Linked DNA regions of Homo sapiens: region 2 is linked to region 1. A link is a loop called in an ENCODE intact Hi-C map of the cell type or tissue named here. Cell type or tissue: spleen. All regions are shown on one strand. Links, peaks and the distances in the headings refer to the core of each region. The heading gives the core; the rest is flanking DNA. Region 1 holds the start of LOC124905024 (a long non-coding RNA gene). Region 2 overlaps SLC37A1 (solute carrier family 37 member 1).

Region 1 (9,621 bases), core at 814-8,813:
TCTTTTTGTATGTTTTATAGAGATGGAGTTTTGCCATGTTGCCCAGGCTGGTCTGGAACTCCTCAGCTCAAGCGATCCACTTGCCTCAGCCTCCCAAAATATAACCACCCAACGAGTTCACCTTGCCTGCTGTCTAGACAGCTGATTTATCAACACAGGGGAACTGAAATAGAGAAAGAGCAATTTACCAGGGCCAGCTATGTGGGAGACCAGAGTTTTATTATTACTCGGATTACTCAAAATTACCCAAGAATTTCGGGATCAGAGGTGTTTTTTGTTTGTTTGTTTGTTTGTTTGGGACAGAGTTTCACTCTGTCACCCAGGCTGGAGTGCAATGGTTCGATCTCGGCAACCTCTGCCTCCTGGGTTCAAGCAATTCTCCCGCCTCAGCCTCCTAAGTAGCTGGGATACAGGCACACCATCACCATGCCTGGCTAATTTTTGTATTTTTGTAGAGACGGGGTTTCGCCATGTTGGCCAGGCTGGTCTTGAGTTCCTGACTTCAGGTGATCCACCCACCTCGGCCTCCCAAAGTGCTGGGATTACAGGCATGAGCCACTGCGCCTGGCCTTTTTTTTTTTTTTTTGAGATGGAGTGTTGCTCTGTCCCCCAGGCTGTAGTGCAATGGCGTGATCTCGGCTCACTGCAACCTCCACCTCCCAGCTTCAAGTGATCCTCCTGCCTCAGCCTCCCGAGTAGTTGGGATTACAGGCACCAACCACCATGCCCAGCTAATTTTTTTATTTTAGTAGAGACGAGGTTTCGCCATATTGGGCAGGCTGATAATTTTTGTATTTTTAGTTGAGACGGGGTTTCACCATGTTGGCCAGGCTAGTCTTGAACTCCTGACCTCAAGTGATCTACATGCCTCAGCCTCCCAAAGTGTTGGGATTACAGGCATGAGCCACCGTGCCCGACTGGGGATCAGAGTTTTTGTTTTGTTTTTTCTTTTTTTGAGATGGAGTCTTGCTTTGTCACCCAGGCTGGAGTGCAGTGGCATGATCTTGGCTCACTGCAAACTCCGCCTCCTGGGTTCACACCATTCTCCTGCCTCAGCCTCCAAAGTGGCTGGGACTACAGACGCCCACCACTATGCCCGGCTCATTTTTTGTATTTTTAGTAGAGACGGGGTTTCACCGTGTTAGCCAGAACGGTCTCCATCTCCTGACCTCGTGATCTGCCCGCCTCGGCCTCCCAAAGTGCTGGGATTACAGGCGTGAGCCACTGTGCCTGGCCCAGAGTTTTTAAGGATAATTTGGTGGGTAGGGAGCCGTTGGGTCAGGAGTGCTGATTTGTCAGGTCGGAGATGAAATTACAGGAAGTTGAGGCTGTCCTCTTGGGCTGACTTGGTTCCTGGGAGGGGGTCAGAAGACCCCATGAGCCAGTTTATCGGTAGGAGTGGTGTCAGCTGATCCATCGAGTGCAGGGTCTGCAAAATATCTCAAGCGCTGATCTGAGGTTTGACAGTAGTGATGTGATCCCTAGGAGCAATTTTGCAGCCTCCAGCTGCAAGACTCCTAAACAATAATTTCTAATTTTGTGGCTAATTTGTTAGTCCTGCAAAGGCAATCTAGTCCCCAGGTAGGAAGGGGATGTGTTTAGGGAAAGGGCTCTATCGTCTTTGTTTCAAAGCTAAACCATAAACTAAGTTCCTCCCAGAGTTAGTTCGGCCTCCACCCAGGAACAAACAAGGACAGCTTGGAGGTTAGAAGCAAGATGGACTTAGTTAGGCCAGATGTCTTTCACTGTAATGATTGCCTCACTTATAATTTTTGCAAAGGTGGTTTCAAAAGGGCTGGGATAGAAGCCCAAATTCTATGTCACCTCTTTAAATTTACTCATCCCTGAGTTTCTCCATTATCCCTGAGAGATACATGCTAATAAACATCCATCTTTCCCCTGTTAATTTGTCTTTTGTAGCAGGGTCCCCAGTGAGAACCTGGAAGGGTAGAATAAAATGAGCAATTTTCCTTCCCCTACACAGTTAAAAGAGAAGAGCTCTGGCGGGATGAAGACCTGGGCCTGGAGCCTGTCTTGAACACGCCCAGTGGTTTTCTCCCATGTAAAAGGAGCTGGAGAGATTTCTCCCATCTCTAGAATTCCATGAATGCATTCTGTTCCTTAATCTTTCCACTGATCCTGACTGATAATTGCACATACACAAAAGTGCACTTACTTGTAGATGCTAGGATATGTGGAGGTAGGGACAGTATTCCTAGTATATGTAAGAAGGGTATATGTATCCAGTATCCTAGTATATGTATCCAGTCACACATGCAGGAAGCAAGAGAGGCAGCTGACACGGCCACCAAGGGAGGCACCCTGTCCAGACCAAGCCCACAAGCTTCTCTTTCTTTTTTCTTTTCTTTTCTTTTCTCCCTTCCCTTCCCTTCCCCTCCCCTCCCCTCCCCTCCCCTCCCCTCCCCTCCCCTCCCCTCCCCTCCCCTCCCCTCCCCTCCCCTCCCTTCCCTTCCCTTCCCTTCTCTTCGACGGAATCTTGCTCTGTCGCCCAGGCTGGAGTGCAGTGGTGTGATCTTGGCTCACTGCAAAATCCGCCTCCCAGTTTCAAGCAATTCTCTGCCTCAGCCTCCAGAGTAGCTGGTGCCCATCGCCATGCCCAGCTAATTTTTGTGTAAAAATTGGCCCCGCAAGCTTCTTTCTATCCTCAATGAAAATACGTTGTGGCCGGGCGTGGTGGCTCACGCCTGTAATCCCAGCACTTTGGGAGGCCACAGTGGGTGGATCACCTGAGGTCAGGAGTTCAAGACCATCCTGGCCAACATGGTGAAACCCCATCTCTACTAAAAATACAAAAATTAGCTGGCTGTGATGGTGCATGCCTGTAATCCTAGCTCTTCAGGATGCTAAGGCAGGAGAATAGCTGGAACCTGGGAGATGGAGGTTGCAGTGAGCAGAGATCAGGACATTGCACTCCACCCTGGGTGACAAGATCAAAACTCCATCTTAAAAAAAAAAAAAAGAAAGACAGAAAAGAAAATATGTAGTAGAAACAGCAACTGTGTTGGCTGGACACAGTGGCACATACCTGTAATCCGAGCACTCTGGGAGGCTGAGGCAGGCAGATTGCCTGAGCTCAGGAGTTGGAGACCAGCCTGGGCAACATGGCAAAACCCATCTCTTTTAAAAATAGAAAGGAAAGGGCCAGGCGTGGTGGATCACTCGTGTAGTCCCAGCACTTTGGTAGGCCAAGGCTGGTGGATCACCTGAGGTCAGGAGTTTGAGACCAGCCTAAGCAACATGGTGAAACCCTATCTCTACTAAAAATACCAAAATTATCTGGGTGTGGTGGCATGTGCCTGTAATCCCAGCTACTTAGGAGGCTGAGACAGGAGAATCGCTTGAACCTGGGAGGCGGAGGTTGCAGTGAGCTGAGATCATGCCCCTGCACTCCAACCTGGGTGACAGAGGGAGACTCCGTCTCAAAAAAAAAAAAAAAAAAAAAAAAGAAAAGAAAGAAAGAAAAAAAAAAGGAACAGTAACTGTGTTCTCAAATATCTCACGAGATGGTAAACGTTCATTTCAGCACAATTAGGAAAACAGCCAAGAATGAGGGGCAAGAAGAGAAAGGCGTTTTTTCAGCTTGATGCTCCTTTTCGTGCTAACTGTGCACTGCCTGGGCACAGAAGGCAGCGTGCCAGCTCGCCTCCCTTGCCTCTGGGCATTCCTCTGTAGCCTGGAGAGGGGCCCACCATCCCTCCCGTCCCTCCCTCTTCTCTCCCCTACCCCACTCCTCATCCAAGCTGAGAGGGGGCACATTCCCTCCAGTGAGGGTCCAGGCCCGGGGGGCCTGTGCAGGCAGGAAAGCAACCTGTCCACATAGCACTGCTGTGGGCAGGTAGGAAGCAGGACTGCGGGGACTAGGAGGCCCCTTCTCTGTGCCTGATTTTAGCTGCACAGTCCCGCCAGGAAGGGCCAATGGTGAGCGGTCACTGGGACCATGGGCCTTCCAGGATTGTCCTACTGCGGCCTTGGTGTCCACAGTGGGAAAGCAGGCAACGGTGCCATGTGTGGGTAAATGTCACTAAAGCATATGCCATTGTGAGGGTCCAGAGACAGGAATGCATCCTGCATTAGTCAGGGTTCTCCAGAGAAACAGAACCGATAGGATGGAGATAGATGTACATAGACGGATAGTGAGAGAGGGAGAGATTTATTTTAAGAATCGAGACTGGCAAGTCTGAAATTTGCAGGGCAGTCTGGAAATTCTAGCAAGAGATGCTGCTGGCGGTGCGGCGTGAGTCCCAATTCAAAGGCAGTGTGGAGGCAGAATTCCTTCCTTCTTAGGGAACCTCAGTCTTTTCTCTGAAGGCCTTAAATGGATGCATGAGGCCCACGCACATTATGGAGGGTAACGTGCTTCACTGAAATCTACTTAGGAAAATGTTAATCCCATCTAAAAACATCTTCACAGACACATCCAGGGTGCTCTGTGACCACTGAGCCAGGCACCATAGCCTAGCCACATTGACACATAAAATTAACCAGCCCAGGTCCCAAAGCTCAGGAAGTATCATCTTGTCCCAGGGCAGGTAACCCCATATCCAGTGCCACCCGTACACCCCACCGTATTGGAGTTCCTGCTCATCGAGCTTCCTCACCTGTCTGAGCACACCTGGCTCAGGTGCAGCCGTTGTCCATCAGGGACCCGGAGCCTTCTCTTGCTGTCTCCATCCAGGCTCCCCAAGGCTTTGGTCTCTTCCATTGCTGACTTGCCCTGTTGAGCTGGGGCTCATCATATTTCTCTATTGTTGCTGTAGTTTTTGTGTGTGGAATTTTTTTATTTTTGTAGAGACGGGTCTTACTATGTTGTCCAGGCTGGTCCCAAACTCCTGGCCTCAAGCAGTCCTCCTGCCTTGGCCTCCCGAAGTGCTAGGACTACAAGTGTGAGCCATGGAGCCCAACCAGTTAATCATGTTTCAACTGTTCATTGACCTCATTGAGAAATTACATATTTGGGCTGGGCGCAGTGGCTCATGCCTGTAATCCCTACATTTTGGGAGGCCAAGGTAGGAGGATCCCCTGAACCCAGGAGTTCAAGACCAACCTGGGCAACATGATGAAATCGTGTCTCTACAAAAAAATACAAAAATTAGCTGGGCATGGTGGCACACATCTGCAGTCCCAGCTACTCTTGAGGCTAAGGTGGGAGGGTCACCTGAATGCAGGGAGGATGAGGCTGCAGTGAGCAGAGATCCTGCCACTGCACTGCAGTCTGGGCAACAAAGTGAGACCCTGTCTCAAAAAAGAAAAAAAAATCTAATTTCAATTAAAATAAAATTAAAAAGAAGGCCAGTTTCGATGGCTCATGCCTGTAATCCCAGCAGTTTGGGAAGCTGAGGCAGGTGGATTATTTGAGGTCAGGAGTTCAAGACCAGCCTGGTCAACATGGTGAAACCCCATCTCTACAAAAAATGCAAAAATTAGCCCATTGGTAGTGGCATATGCCTGTAATCCCAGGTACTCGGGAGGCTGAGGCAGGAGAATCATTTGAGCTTGGGAGGCAGAGGTTGCAGTGAGCTGAGATCATGCCACTGCACTCCATTCTGGGTGACAGAGTGAGACCCTGTTTCAAAAAAAAAAAGAAAATTATAGCTTTGAAGAATTGGCTTTTCTTCCCCCCGAGACGGAGTCTTGCTTTGTCGCCCAGGCTGGAGTGCAGTGGCGCGATCTCGGCTCACTGCAAGCTCTGCCTCCCAGGTTCACGCCATTCTCCTGTCTCAGCCTCCCGAGTAGCTGGGACTACAGGCGCCCGCCACCACGCCCAGCTAATTTTTTCTCTTTTTTTTGTATTTTTAGTAGAGACGGGGTTTCACCGTGTTAGCCAGGATGGTTTCGATCTCCTGACCTTGTGATCTGCCTGTCTCGGCCTCCCAAAGTGCTGGGATTACAGGTGTGAGCCACTGCGCCCCGCTGGGCTTTTTTTTTTTTTTTGAGACAGGGTCTCAGCTTTTTAGTCTGTCACCTAACCAGGAGTGCAATGGTGTGATCTGCGCTCACTACAACCTGTGCCCCCCGGGGCTCAAGCAATCCTCCCATCTCAGCCTCCCAAGTAGCTGGGACCACAGGTATGCACCACCACACCCAGCTATTTTTTAAATTTTGTTTTGTTTTGTTTTGTTTTGAGATAGAGTGTCTCTCTGTCACCCAGGCTGGAGTGCAATGGTGAGATCTCGGCTCACTGCAACCTCCGCCTCCCAGGTTCAAGTAATTTTCCTGCCTTGGCCTCCCCAGTAGCTGGGAATGCAGGCACGTGCTACCATACCTGGCTAATTTTTTTTTTTTTTTTTTGAGATGGAGTCTTGCTTTGTTGTCCAGGCTGGAGTGCAATGGCATGATCTCAGCTCACTGCAACCTCCACCTCCCAGGTTCAAGTGATTCTCCTGCCTCAGCCTCCCGAGTAGCTGGGACTACAGGTGTGTGCCAACACGTCTGGCTAATTTTTTTGTTTTTGTTTTTCTTGAGACAGAGTCTCACTCTGTTGTCCAGGCTAGAGTGCAGTGGCGTGATCTCGGCTTACTGCAACCTCCGTCTCCCGGGTTCAAATGATTCTCCTGCCTCAGCCTCCTGAGCAGCTGGGATTACAGGCATGTGCCACCACGCCCAGCTAATTTTTGTATTTTTACAAACATGGGGTTTCACTCCTGACCTCATGATCTGTCTGCCTCAGCCTCCCAAAGTGTTGGAATTACAGGCATGAGCCACCGCACCCGGCCAATTTTTGTATTTTTAGTAGAGATGGGGTTTCACCATGTTGGCCAGGCTGGTCTTGAACTTCTGACCTCAGGTGATCCACCCACCTCAGCCTCCCAAAGTGCTGGGATTACAGGAGTGAGCCACTGTGCCCAGCCCTAGAATTGGCTTTTATCAGTTAATAAACTTGAGTGATTTGGAGACTAATTAGAGTGCACACTAATACAATATTTGAATAGTTCCAGCTGGGCGCAGTGGCTTATGCCTATAATCCCAGCACTTTGGGAGGCCGAGGTGGGTGGATCACCTGAGGTCAGGAGTTCGAGACCAGCCTGACCAACGTGGAGAAATCCCATCTCAACTAAAAATACAAAATTACCCGAGTGTGGTGGCACATGCTTGTATTCCCAGCTACTCGGGAGGCTGAGGCAGGAGAATCGCTTGAACCCAGGAAGCGGAGGTTGTGGTGAGCTAAGATCGCGCCATTGCACTCCAGCCTGGACAGCAAGAGGGAAACTCTGTTTCAAAAAAGAAAAAAATATTGAACAGTTCCTGGCATGAGATGTATGAGACATTGGAGCAGTGTGTGAGAATGAACTCTATGCAAAATCAAAAGCAGATGAGGGCCAGGCGTGGTGGCTCAGGCCTGTAATCCCCGCACTTTGGGAGGCCGAGGCGAGTGGATCACCTGAGGTCAGTCAGGAGTTCAAGACCAGCCTGGCTAACATGGCAAAACCCTGTCTCTACTAAAAATGCAAAAATTAGCTAGGCGTGGTGGTGGGCACCTGTAATCCCAGCTACTCAGGAGGCTGAGTCAGGAGAATTGCTTGAACCCAGGAAGCGGAGGCTACAGCGAGCCGAAATCAGCGCCCTAGTTTTCAGTGGCTTCTCGTTCATTTTTCTCAGTGAAGCCTCTCAGATCCTAATCATCCTTTAAGAACAACTCAAGTTCCTCCAGTGTCATTTTCAAATACTCCCCCATGTACCGTAGCTCTGGTGTGTGCTGTGCCCCATCTGGGTTACTGCTACCTTTATTCCCTGTGCCTCACAAGTGAGTGCTGGGATTACAGGCGTGTGCCACCACGCCCGGCTAATTTTTTGTATTTTTAGTAGAGACGGAGTTTCACCATCTTGGCCAGGCTGGTCTTGAACTCCTGACCTCATGATCCACCCTCCTCGGCCTCCCAAAGTGCTGGGATTACAGGCGTGAGCCATCGTGCCCGGCCTACTGCAACCTGTTTTATTAGCAAGGTCTTTATGACTTGTATTGTATCTTGTCCTGACCTCTTATACCATCCTGTGACTTTGAATGCCTTAACTGTCTGGGAATGCAGCCCAGTAGGTTTCAGCCTCATTTCACCCAGCTCCTATTCAAGATGGAGTTGGTCTTCTTCATACGCCTCACGTATTTCTCCTTTTTTTTTTTTTTTTTTTTTTTTTGCGACAGGGTCTTACTCTGTTGCCCAGGCTTCAGTGCAGTGGCATGCTCTCAAGCCTTCCAAGTAGCTGGGACTACTGGTGTGCACCATGACACCTGCTAGTTACAAATTTTTTTTTGCGGCTGGGTGCAGTGGCTCACGCCTGTAATCCCAGCACTTTGGGAGGCCGAGATGGGCGGATCACGAGGTCAGGAGATCGAGACCATCCTGGCTAACACGGTGAAACCCCGTCTCTACTAAACAAAATACAAAAAACTAGCCGGGCGCGGTGGCGGGCGCCTGTAGTCCCAGCTACTCGGGAGGCTGAGGCAGGAGAATGGTGTGAACCCAGGATGCGGAGCTTGCAGTGAGCCGAGATGGCGCCACTGCACTCCAGCCTGGGCGACAGAGCAAGACTCGGTCACAAAAAAAAAAATTTTTTTCTTCTTTTGTAGAGACCAGGATGGGTGTGTGCAGGGGGCAGTGGGGGGGTCTCACCATATTGCCCACACTAGTCTCAAACTCCTGGCCTCACGCCTCCTGAAGTGCTGGGATTGCAGGAATGAGCCACTGCACCCAGTCTAGTCATGTCTTTCTTTTTCTTTTTTTGAGACAGAGTCTCGCTCTATACCCCAGGCTGGAGTGCAGTGGCATGATCTCGGCTGACTGCAATCTCTGTCTCCTGGATTCAAGCAATTCTCATGCCTCTGTGATACCCTACCTTGTTTTAACCTGAGTGACCCTCTCCTAGGAGAGAGAGAGCCAGACAGACTCCATTTTAGTTTCTTCATTGGCAGCCCCCTTTCACCTCCCTCCCTTAAGGCGTAGCTAGTGTAAACTGACTCTAAGCACGTCCAGGAATGCACCTACTGATAAGATAGTGAGGCAAGCCGCACTAGCAGCTCCTGGGGATGAGCACGGTGGATGGCACCCAAAACCCCTGCATTTATCTCTTTGTGATAGTTTAAGCCCCTGCACCTGGAACTGTTTATTTTTTTAACTGCATTTGTAACCAATTAATTTTTTAATTTTTTGCCAGTTCTGCTTCTGTAAAAATTGTTTCAGCTAAAATCCCCCTCCCCTATTTAGACCATGGTATAAAAACAAAACTAGCCCCTTCCTCGGGGCCGAGAGAATTTTGAGCGTTAGCTGCCTCTTGGTTGCCGGCTAATAAAGGACTCTTTAATTTGTCTCAAAGTGTGGCGTTTCTCTATAACTCGCTTGGTCACAACACCTCAGCCTCCCAAGTAGCTGGGATTACAGGCGCCTGCCACCACACCCAGCTAATTTTTGTATTTTTTTTTTTTTTTTTTGAGACAGAGTTTTGCTCTTGTTGCCCAGAATAGAACGCAGTGGCGCAATCTCGGCTCACTGCAACCTCCACCTTCTGATTTCAAGTGACTCTCCTGCCTCAGCCTCCCAAGTAGCTGGGATTACAGGCGCCTGCCACCATGCCCATCTAATTTTTTTGTATTTTTAGTAGAGAAGGGGT
Region 2 (9,621 bases), core at 916-8,915, 420 kb before region 1:
GTCCCTTCATGAAACTCAAGTCAGGGATTCTTCAAAAGTGCAGAGATACTTTGTCCAGGCGCGAAGTCAAGTTCGTGTTCATTCCAGAGAATGATTAACAACAGTACCTTCTCCATGGCATGGTAAGGGAAACATGCAATTCACAAGCCATGTTTATCATACAATTCTATAAACAGTTCATAAAGAGAAGAAAGGTTTTCTCTCTTTAAAAAGTTTGTATTTGTTTATTTTTTGAGATGGGGTCTTACTGTGTTGCCCAGGCTGGAGTGCAGTGATGCAATCACAGCTCACTACAGCCTTGACCTCCCAGGCTCAAGCAATCCTCCCATCTCAGCTTCTTGAGTAGCTTGGACCACAGGTGTGCACCACCACACCTGGCTAATTTTTAATTTTTTGTAGACAAGGGGGTCTCTCTATATTGCCCAGGCTGGTCTCAAATTCCTGAACTCAAGAGACCCTCCTGCATTGGTCTCCCAAAGTGCTAGAATTACAGGCATGAGCCGCTGCACCTAGCCTCTTTCTATGAAGTTTTTGGATTCAAAAGAGACCGGGAAGCTTGGCCCCACACTGTTATGAGGTGTGATCTGCTGGTGGTGGGGTTCTGGCTGGGTTTTTTTTCCTCGCTTTTCTCTGCTTATTCTAAAATTTCCACAATAGGCATGCATTGCTTTTATTTTGAAAAATATATAGATACCTGTATACATGGTTTTAAAATATATATGTAGTTTAAACTGTATATAAATATAAAATTGACAGTCCATCTCTGGCTGTCGTGCCCCCTGCTTTGTGTAAGTGGAGCAAGCTCTGTGCACCTCCCTGCAGCGCTGTCCCGGGCCTGCTTCCCACAGGTCAGTCTCTCCTTTGGCCTCTCCTGCAGGTCATCAACGGGCTGGTGCAGACCACCGGCTGGCCCAGCGTCGTCACCTGCCTCGGCAACTGGTTTGGAAAAGGAAGGTGAGAAAAAGCAGCCCTGTTTCCAATAGCAGATGAAAACTAGACCATTTTACTTTTAGTTTTTCTGTAGACTGATTACAGCAAAAACACTTTAGTATCCTCTTTAAAATAAGATGGCTGAAACCTCTGGGGCTTGAATTGCTGAAATTCAGATGGCCTGTGTCCCACGAGACAGGGGAGCTCCGCCCTCCCACTGTGGGCCTGGTGAAGTCCGTGTCACTCGGCGGCTCCTCTGACAGCTGCATCTGGCCTCCCAGGTGTTGTGGGAGATGCAGAGTCCAGGACCCTGCCCCAGGCCTTTTGAAGCCAAAGCTACATGTTAACATGGGAGTTTGGGAAGTCCCGACCTGGGTCACCCAGCGCACAGCACCAAAGTAGCAGAGCTGGGACCCAGCCTGGCGAGTCCAGATTTATTTGTAAATGGCTTTTATTTTATACAGATAAAATTTATTTATTTGTAAAATTCAGCTCAGCCAGGCCAAAGGCTTATTTATGGTGGACGATCGCAAACAAGATGCGGAAGCTAAAACGGGAACACCAGCGTCATCAGGTCTTAAGTCTTAGATACTGTGCCTCATTCACCTGGTGTGTGCATCCATGAGTTTTGTTCAAATGACAGTTCATCAAGTGACTGTATGTATTAATTGATTGTAGAGGCACAAATTTTAATTTCAGGCCTTCCAAGACTTTCAGGGAAAGGCCTCTTTCTTCTTCTTGAGTACAGAATGCGCTCAGAGCAAGAGGTAGAATGGGTGATGGCACAGCCTGAGGCCACATAAACACATCAGCTCTCGTGAGCATCGCGAGTCCTGCATGGCACAGAAGCAGGGTCTGCATGGCCCCCCGTTGATTCTGCGCCGACTCCCTACTTTGCAGGCACTGCTGCGCCCTGCACTGCTGGACTCGTTTCAGCTTCTCAGCTCCATCTTCTGTCTTCTGTTTTGTTGTGCTGCAGGAGAGGTTTGATTATGGGGGTCTGGAACTCCCACACCTCCGTGGGCAACATCTTGGGGTCATTGATCGCTGGCTACTGGGTGTCCACATGCTGGGGCCTGTCCTTCGTCGTGCCTGGAGCCATCGTGGCAGCCATGGGGATAGTGTGCTTTCTCTTCCTCATTGAACGTAAGTGCACGTGGCCTTGGAGACCACCCACCAAGGGAGGCCTCGGATTTCCCTGCCTGGGTGGGCCTTGGGGGCGAGTGTGAGAGCTGCGTGGCCTAGCGCCCTGTTTGCCCGTGGCTGCCTCAGCGCTCTTCTTACCAGGGAGACTTCCCCGGGGAGCCGGTTCTCTCCTGGTTTTGCTGGATTTCCTACTCTCCCCTGATTCTGGAGTGACCCATGTCCCCATTCCTTCCTCCCGTCCTCCTGTCCTCCCTTGCCCCGGCATCAGGAGTTCATGCATGGGAGTCTTCCATCTTCCCACAGGCTGTTCCTTCTCATGCCCATCTTGCCACCACAGCCTGAATTGGACCCAGTCAGCTCTTTGCCTTCTGATAAGATATATCTTGGACAGTGTTATAAAAGACTGACTTAATATCTTAACTGGGTAAAAAGTATCTCTTGGAAAATCAAATCTCTTATTCCATTTCAGATTCAATAGCAAACTCTTTATTTAATTGAATTTGAAATTCATTTCTGAAGTAGAGATCCAGCAGGCTCTGGTGCTGAGAAGATTCAGGACAGTTACAGCAAGAATAGAGATGCCCGGGTGGCCCTGGCGGTCACACGACAGGGGCTCGAATCCCGCAAGCCATTCTGATAAGCTGTACTCAACTCTTAGTTCTTTGACTGAGTTTAAACCATATGGCAGGAGACAGCTCCCTCATGCTGCCTGCCAGGTAGGGACACTCAGAGCCAGCTCCCTCCAGCCACACTGGGCATTGCTGATCACTTCAGCTCTGCATGCAAAAGTTCATCCATATTCCATTTAGTCGCTCACTTTTTTTGTCTTGCAAAAGCTAACCTTTTAATTTTTAAGGTAACCATCATCTGGCCACACTGTGAGTTTGGAGACTCTCACCCCATGCTTCTGTGTTGGTGAAAATGGAAATAAACATTCAGATGAGGAATGTCCAGACACACCCATTGGTGTGAGCAAAAAGTGGGGGCCCCGGGCTGCACTCCGCTCCCCTTTCCCCGCTTCTGCAGAGGCTGAGTAAGCCTTCGGCCACACCCCAAACAGCCTGAGCAGGGGCCTCCTGGGATGGGTGGGGGTCTGGATCCCTCCCAGTGGGCCAGCATGTGGCTTTCAGCTCTGGCTGGTGTGTCACTGCAGTTCTGAGAAAGGCCATTTCCACCACCTGTTTTCTTCCGCTCTGGTTCCTAGAACCTGGAGTTCTGTGCCCCTGCGCTCCAAGTGTTTGAGACACCAGCCACCCGGAGAACAATGTGCCTCTCTTTGTTAGCGCACAGGGGCCCCTGGGTGTCTCCTGCCTGAGGGTAGAGTCCATGGGGTCTTCTGTTCTCTTCCTTAACTGGAAAGGGGCTGGCTCTGGGGAGAAAAGGACATGTGGAAGGGAAAGGAGCTTGCTCAATGGCCGGGACCTCAGCACCCGCTCCAGGCATTCACGGCCCTATGTTGATGTTTGTCTCTGTAAGCAGAGAGAGCTCAGCTCTTGTGAATAAGCCTCCCTGATCCAATTTGGGCAGATAGCAATGAGCCAGATGCCCCCTGTCCCTGGGTCCTCTGGCCACAGGCCCACTCACCTACAGGAAGGCTGCATGCTTCATCTCTAGCCAAACAAAACCAAACTACCAGAACCTCCTGCCCAGGGAATCTTTCTGACACTCTTTCCCCTTGTGCCTGGGAGGTGCACTGTGTCTGAATGATGAGACCCAGCTGTGACAACAGTGGCTGGATGCTGAGTCTGAGAACAGGAGCTCTTTGCAGATAGGGAGGAAACATCAAGTGCCCCTTGGTTTGTTTCTGCCCCTCCTTGTCCCGAATCACTGATCCTGGGCAGGTACTAAAGGCATCAGATGTGCCATTCTTGCGGTCAACAGAGGATGTGGCTTTCTCTGCTGCTCCTTCACTCTTGTCTCCTGCCCAGGGTGAGCCCCAAAGGACAGGGCGTCCCCTGCTCCTTTCTCAGGCCTCTCTGAGTCTCCTTTCTGAAGCTGTTCTCAAATGTGTCCCAGCCAAGGGACGTGTGTGCCCAAGTCCCTGAAGGTGAAAGTCCAGGAAGAGCCATATCAGGGGAAGCCCCTGGCTTACCCCTGGGGGCATCACACTGTGAGTGGATACCGATGGGGTGAGTTGGCTGATGTCCTTTAAATTGGTGACCATACATCACAGGTGGACCATTGGGACTGCCCAACATGCCGACCATGTGTCCTTGGTCAGTGGCCTCGCCCTATGGGCTGTGCCCAGGACAGGAGGGCGACGCACCCCACAGCCAGCCACGGACCTCTGGGTGCAGACCCACCTGGCCCTACGGCATGTTGATAATAACCTTATCAACAAAACCCAGACAAGAGGTTTGATGCTGGCCTCGAGGCCAGCAGGAGTGTGCTCGGCAGCTGCATGTCCCTCTATGATGTCACCCTGTGTTGTATGGGAATGGACTTGGCTGTGGGGAGCCTGCAGCCCTGTAGCTCAGTTTGGGTTGCAAGGCAGTAACCAGTTTCATCCAAGGTGATAAAGAGACCAAGGTGCTTGGTAGTCAGAGGGGGCTGCAGAGGTGGAGCGAGAAGCAGTAGGGCTGGTTTCCCGCAGCACCTAGAGGCCTGGGGTCTGACTCTGGGTTCCCGCATTGCTCGGGGCAGGTTGCTGGTGTCTGTAAAGGACACGCTGAAGCCTCACTTCTGGTTCTGTTCCTTTTCAAGTTTCCTCCCTTCCTTGCATTTACACAAAGATGTTTGTTCCATATCAAGATAGATGTTTTATCTCCACTCATTTTTATTTCTAATGAATTTCATAACATGAAATACCTCATTACAGACATTCTTCCAGCCTCGCTCCCCTGATGTGCTTTTCCTGGTTTTGCTTTTCTTCTGGGGCTTGTCCTCTGAATGAGAGTCGTGGGCTTGTCCACACAGCGTCCGCATGCTCTGCTTGTGATTATTGGCCACGCTGGGAAGTATTTTCCATATTTAAAGTAGCGTTCACGTTCACAGTGTTGGCACTGGCTGGCGGTGATCTGCCATACCCCCCTTGCACACAAGTGGGCTGCCAGGCCGAGTGACTGGGGACAGGCCGGGGCGTGTGCGGGAGTCACTGGTGGGACAGCCAAGCTGTGCCCTTGCCCTCACCTGGCATGCTATGGCGATGGCTTTTTTCTGAAACGAATGCCAATTTAGTAAAGGTATAAGATGGCATCTTGTGTTTTATTAAATTTTATTGTGTATATTTAAGGTATGCAACATGGTGTTACAGATACATAGAGATAGTAAAAAGGTTACTAGTAAAGCGAAGCAAGTTAACATAGCCATCGCAACTCACAGCTGCCCGCTTTTGTTTTTGTGGCAAGAGCAGCTCAAATCCACTCATTTAATGTGAATCCTGCATACAGTCCAGTTTCACACCCGGTGCTCCCGTGTTGCCCTGTCCTCGGGTTACGTAGCTTACTTGGCATTGCCATGGTGGTGGACCTGCTCAGCCTCACTCATGTTTGCTCTTTCAGATCCGAACGACGTCAGGTGCTCCTCCACCCTGGTGACGGTAAGGACCCTGTTTTCTTGTCCTTTTCTAGAACAGTGTGCGGTTCTGACCACTTCCCCAGCCTGCTCCTGCCTGTGCGGTGTCAGACAGAAACACACAGGGTAGACAGAAGTCCCACCCTCAAAACATTGGCAGTTCTAGGAATAGAGAATATTCTGTTTTGGGTTTCGCTGATAATAACCTTATCAGCAAAACCCAGACAAGAGGTTCAATGCTGTCCAGATGAAGGACTTCATGCTAAGGGGAACCAAAGGCTGGGCCCTGGCCAGGCCTCCTCAGGAGTGGAGACCTCCTGGTTTCCCCAGGGGCCTCAGTGTGACGGGGAAAAACGCACGTGTCAGCTGCCTGCCATCACTTAAGTTGGTGGCTGCACGTCTCAGGTGGCCGAGAGGTCTGCCCAGCACGCCATTCCTTCTCTTCTGTACCCCTGCCCAGCTCAGCCAGCGTAGGCCCTGCAGGCAGGATTGCTGACCACGTTGGCTGCCATGAATGAGCCCTGCCCTAGCTGCCTCCACCCGCAGCCAGTCACCACTGGCCACTTTCCCACCTGGCTAAGGCCAGCCCTCCCGCGGTACCGGTCCCCTCCCTCTCATGGCCCAGGGCTTGACTCCCGCAGACACACCCCCCGCCCCAAATACCATTCCTGGCACACTCATGTAGTATTGGTGGCTGTCTTGGAAGAAAGTCCCTCTGGCCCTCATGCCTGCTCCCAGCCGCCCCGCTCCCCATGTCCACTGGCATGACACCCCTCCTGTCTGCAGGCCACCGCCACCTCACGGGAACAGCCCATCAGATCCCAGCAACGTCACCCGGACACATAGGGTGGTCAGCTCTCTGGCCTCACCCTGCTGGGCCCGTCGCCCGCGTCTGACCCAATGCTTCCCTCCCTCTGGGGGTCAGCTCTCTTCCCTCCCTCTGGGAAAGGCTCCCCTACCCGGGCTAACATGTTAGTCACGTCTGTGCCGAGTGTCAGACCCCAGATGTGGGGGTGCCCCCAGGCTGCCCTGCGGCCTCCTCTCTCCTTGTCTGCCCGCTCACTGCAGGAGAGCGCGCTCGGGCCTTTCAGCGGCTCCAGGTGCGTTGATGTCGAGTCACCATGCTGTCCCCAGAGTGACCCACCCCTGAGCTCCGCAATCTGAGGTCTCACCACCACTCAACCTTCCCACGGAGATGTCTGAGTGTCCTTCAGACTTAACACGACTGGAGGAGATCTCTTGATTTTACCCCTGCACAAGCCGATCCCCCAGCATCCCCCATCTCAGTCAGGAAGCTGCTGTCCACCCTGTGGACAGGCCAGACCCGAGGAGCCAGCCCAACACCCCCTCCCTTCAGCCCCGCACCCCATCCTTGGCCATGTTCTGTCAGTTCTGCTCTGTTCTGTGAGGGGATGTGGAATGGAAACCCTCTCACCTCCTCCGCCTCTACCACCCTGGTCCCCGTCACCACCGTCAGCTCTCCTCCGAGCCACTGCTCATCAGCCTCCTAGAACGATCCACTCTTGCTCCCCAGAATCTCTTCTTCACACCGCACTTGCAGAGACTGTATTGATACAGACGCCAGAGCACATCAGCCCTTGCACAACACAGTCCAGTGGCTCCATGTCGCCCCGTGTGAAATCCTCACCAGTCCATCTGGTTGGTCTCTGTCACCCTCACAGAAGGGTGCGAGCCCCTCGGGCCTGGATCATCACTGGGTCCCGGCACCTGGGGCAGCACCTGGCCTCGTGCGGGAGGGGGGCCAGAGTCCTTTTTCTGTCTTTTCATACCTCGGGCTCCTGGGTGTGATTCATATGGAAAGAAGGGTTCTGATACTTGATGACAAAAACAAAGAAACAAAATGAAGTTTGAAAACCAGTGCCTTCAGGAAGGTCAAACACCATATGATGTTCTTAAAACTATGGTTGATATTTTAAAATGTTTTAAAAAGCCGTGTTCCTGCCCTGAGCATGAATTTCAGTTTCCAAGCTTGTACAGTCGTGCCGTGAAGTAGCTTAAAGCTGCCCGGACCAGCCGTCTTGAGACTGGGGAGAACTTCGCACACACCTTCCGCCCTGGAACACCTTCTGTCCTCTAAGAAGAGCTTTTCTCACCCAGGGGCGGCCAGGCCTGAGGATAGGAAGCAGGCGTGCAGGGGGTTTTGGGGAGGAGCAGCTCTTCCTCACACACAGCTTTTAGGAATATGAGAGCTCATCTAGGCGAGAGGCATTGCTTCTGCTCCTCGTGTGTATGAGTTTGGGGCTGAAGCCTGTGTTTCATTCTCCCCGTTCAAATCCTCTCCGAGCAGTTCACTGAGATCTACTGGTGCCCAGGTGTCCCCGACGTGCCCTGAGGCAGGTGGTCCAGAGAAACAGCTTCTCGTCCTCTCTCCTCTCCATGTTGGCTGGTCGCAGAGGGAGAGATGGCTGATATCTGGGGATATTTTATCAGCTTCTGCAAACAGCCCCAAAGTTCTTTTTCCTGCAGGAATGTTACCTGCTCTGTGCAGGACACCAACGAGACCCTTGTCACGGGCCTTCCTGAGGGAGCTGAGGGCAGTTTGGCCAATGTCCCATCAGCTGCTGTCCTTCTGTAGTATCTTCCCTTTATCACAAATGGGAGCTTTTGGGCAAAGCAAAATGCATTTGTAAGAGATTTCAGATGTGCTGACTTGTTCTGGGAAGTTCCCATGTGGAAGTGTTATTTTTAGGATAAAATTCTAATTTTTTCCAATATTTTAAAGTTCTTGTTATGGAGACTTTAAACATATAAAAAGGTAAAAATAACAGCATAACGAACCCCTGTGTACCCATTACCCAAGTTTCCAACAGTTGGCCAATCTGACTCTATCAACGCCCCTTCTAATACTATCCCTTCCCACCTCCTGCTGATGTATTTTGCAAGCAAATAGCAATCATCTTAATATTTTGTCTCTGACTACTTCAGTATGTTTCCAAAATATAAGGACTCTTTTATGTGAAACAAAATGTACTATACCATTATCACACTTAAAAACCAATGGCAAAGAATAGAAAAACAGTAGAGAAAATCAATGAAACCAAAAGTTGGTTCTTTGGAAAGATCAACAAAATTGATCATCCTGCACCTAGACTGACCAAGAATAAAGGAGGACTCAAATTACCAAAATCAGGACCAGGAAAGGTGGCATTTCTGCCACATTTACTGAAATAAAATGGATTATGAGGGAACTATATGCCAACCAATTAGAAAACTTTGAATAAATGGAAAAATTCATAGAAGGACAGAAACTACCAAAACTGACTCAAGAGAGGAGGAAATCTGAATAGATCTAAAACAAGTAAAGAAATTAAATTGTTAATTTAAAAACTTCACTCAAAGAAAATCCCAGGACCAGATGGCTTTACTGGTAAATTCTGCCAAACATGGAAAGAAGAGCTAATACTAATTACTCACAAACTCTTCCAAAAAATAAAAGTGGGGGGAAACTTCCTAATTCATTCTATGAGGTGTTATCGTAATAACAAAAGACTAAAACCTCTTAAGAAAACTGTACAACAGTATCTTTTATGAGTGTAGATGCAAAACTCAATAGCAGCAACCAGAATTCAGCCACCTACAAAAGGATTATTTACCATGATCAAGTGGGATTTATCCCAGGAATACACAGCTGGCTTAACAGGTAATGTTAATGTAATACACCATTTGAATGGATAAAGGACAAAAGCTGCATGATCATCTCAGTAGAAGCAGGCAAAGCACTGGACAAAATCCAGCACCCTTTCATGTGAAAACACTCAACAAACTAGGAATAGAAAGCAACTTCCTTGACCTGACAAAGGGCATCTAATAAAACCCACACCTCACAGTGTGCTTAATGGTGAAAGACCAGGTGCTTTCCGCCTGAGATCAGGAACAAGACTAGGAGGCCTGCTCTTGCCGTTTCTATTTACCATTGTAATGCAGGCAGGCCAGTTAGGCAAGAAAAGGATATAAACGGCATGCAGATTAGACAAGAAGTAAGACTACTTCTCTTTGCAGATGACATGATCT

What was found. A loop is a pair of places that touch in the nucleus more often than their neighbours do. Peaks named below come from ENCODE experiments on the same cell type or tissue, not always from the same donor. Only the 100,000 strongest peaks of a DNase experiment are listed, where the experiment ranks them.
Region 2: it touches region 1 in a loop (6-fold over the local background); 2 of 110 quality-filtered maps call a loop at or near these places.

Annotation. Positions count from the first base shown.
Region 1 is chr21:42,960,484-42,970,104 of GRCh38, forward strand. It overlaps LOC124905024 (a long non-coding RNA gene), which reads right to left and starts at 5,036. Exons shown (of 2, transcript XR_007067883.1): 1 at 4,620-5,036; 2 at 4,155-4,331. RefSeq lists an enhancer at 7,037-7,537. In spleen, for the core only: no CTCF peak of the experiment used is centred there; no DNase peak of the experiment used is centred there.
Region 2 is chr21:42,541,527-42,551,147 of GRCh38, forward strand. SLC37A1 (solute carrier family 37 member 1) reads left to right here. Exons shown (of 20, transcript NM_001320537.2): 7 at 878-954; 8 at 1,910-2,076; 9 at 5,577-5,614. Among named protein-coding and RNA genes, the nearest start is that of SLC37A1, 32 kb to the left of the region's middle. RefSeq lists enhancers at 597-1,527, 3,731-4,268, 4,269-4,804 and a silencer at 3,755-3,978. In spleen, for the core only: no CTCF peak of the experiment used is centred there; DNase peaks (open chromatin) are centred at 1,285, 3,975, 5,125 and 6,295.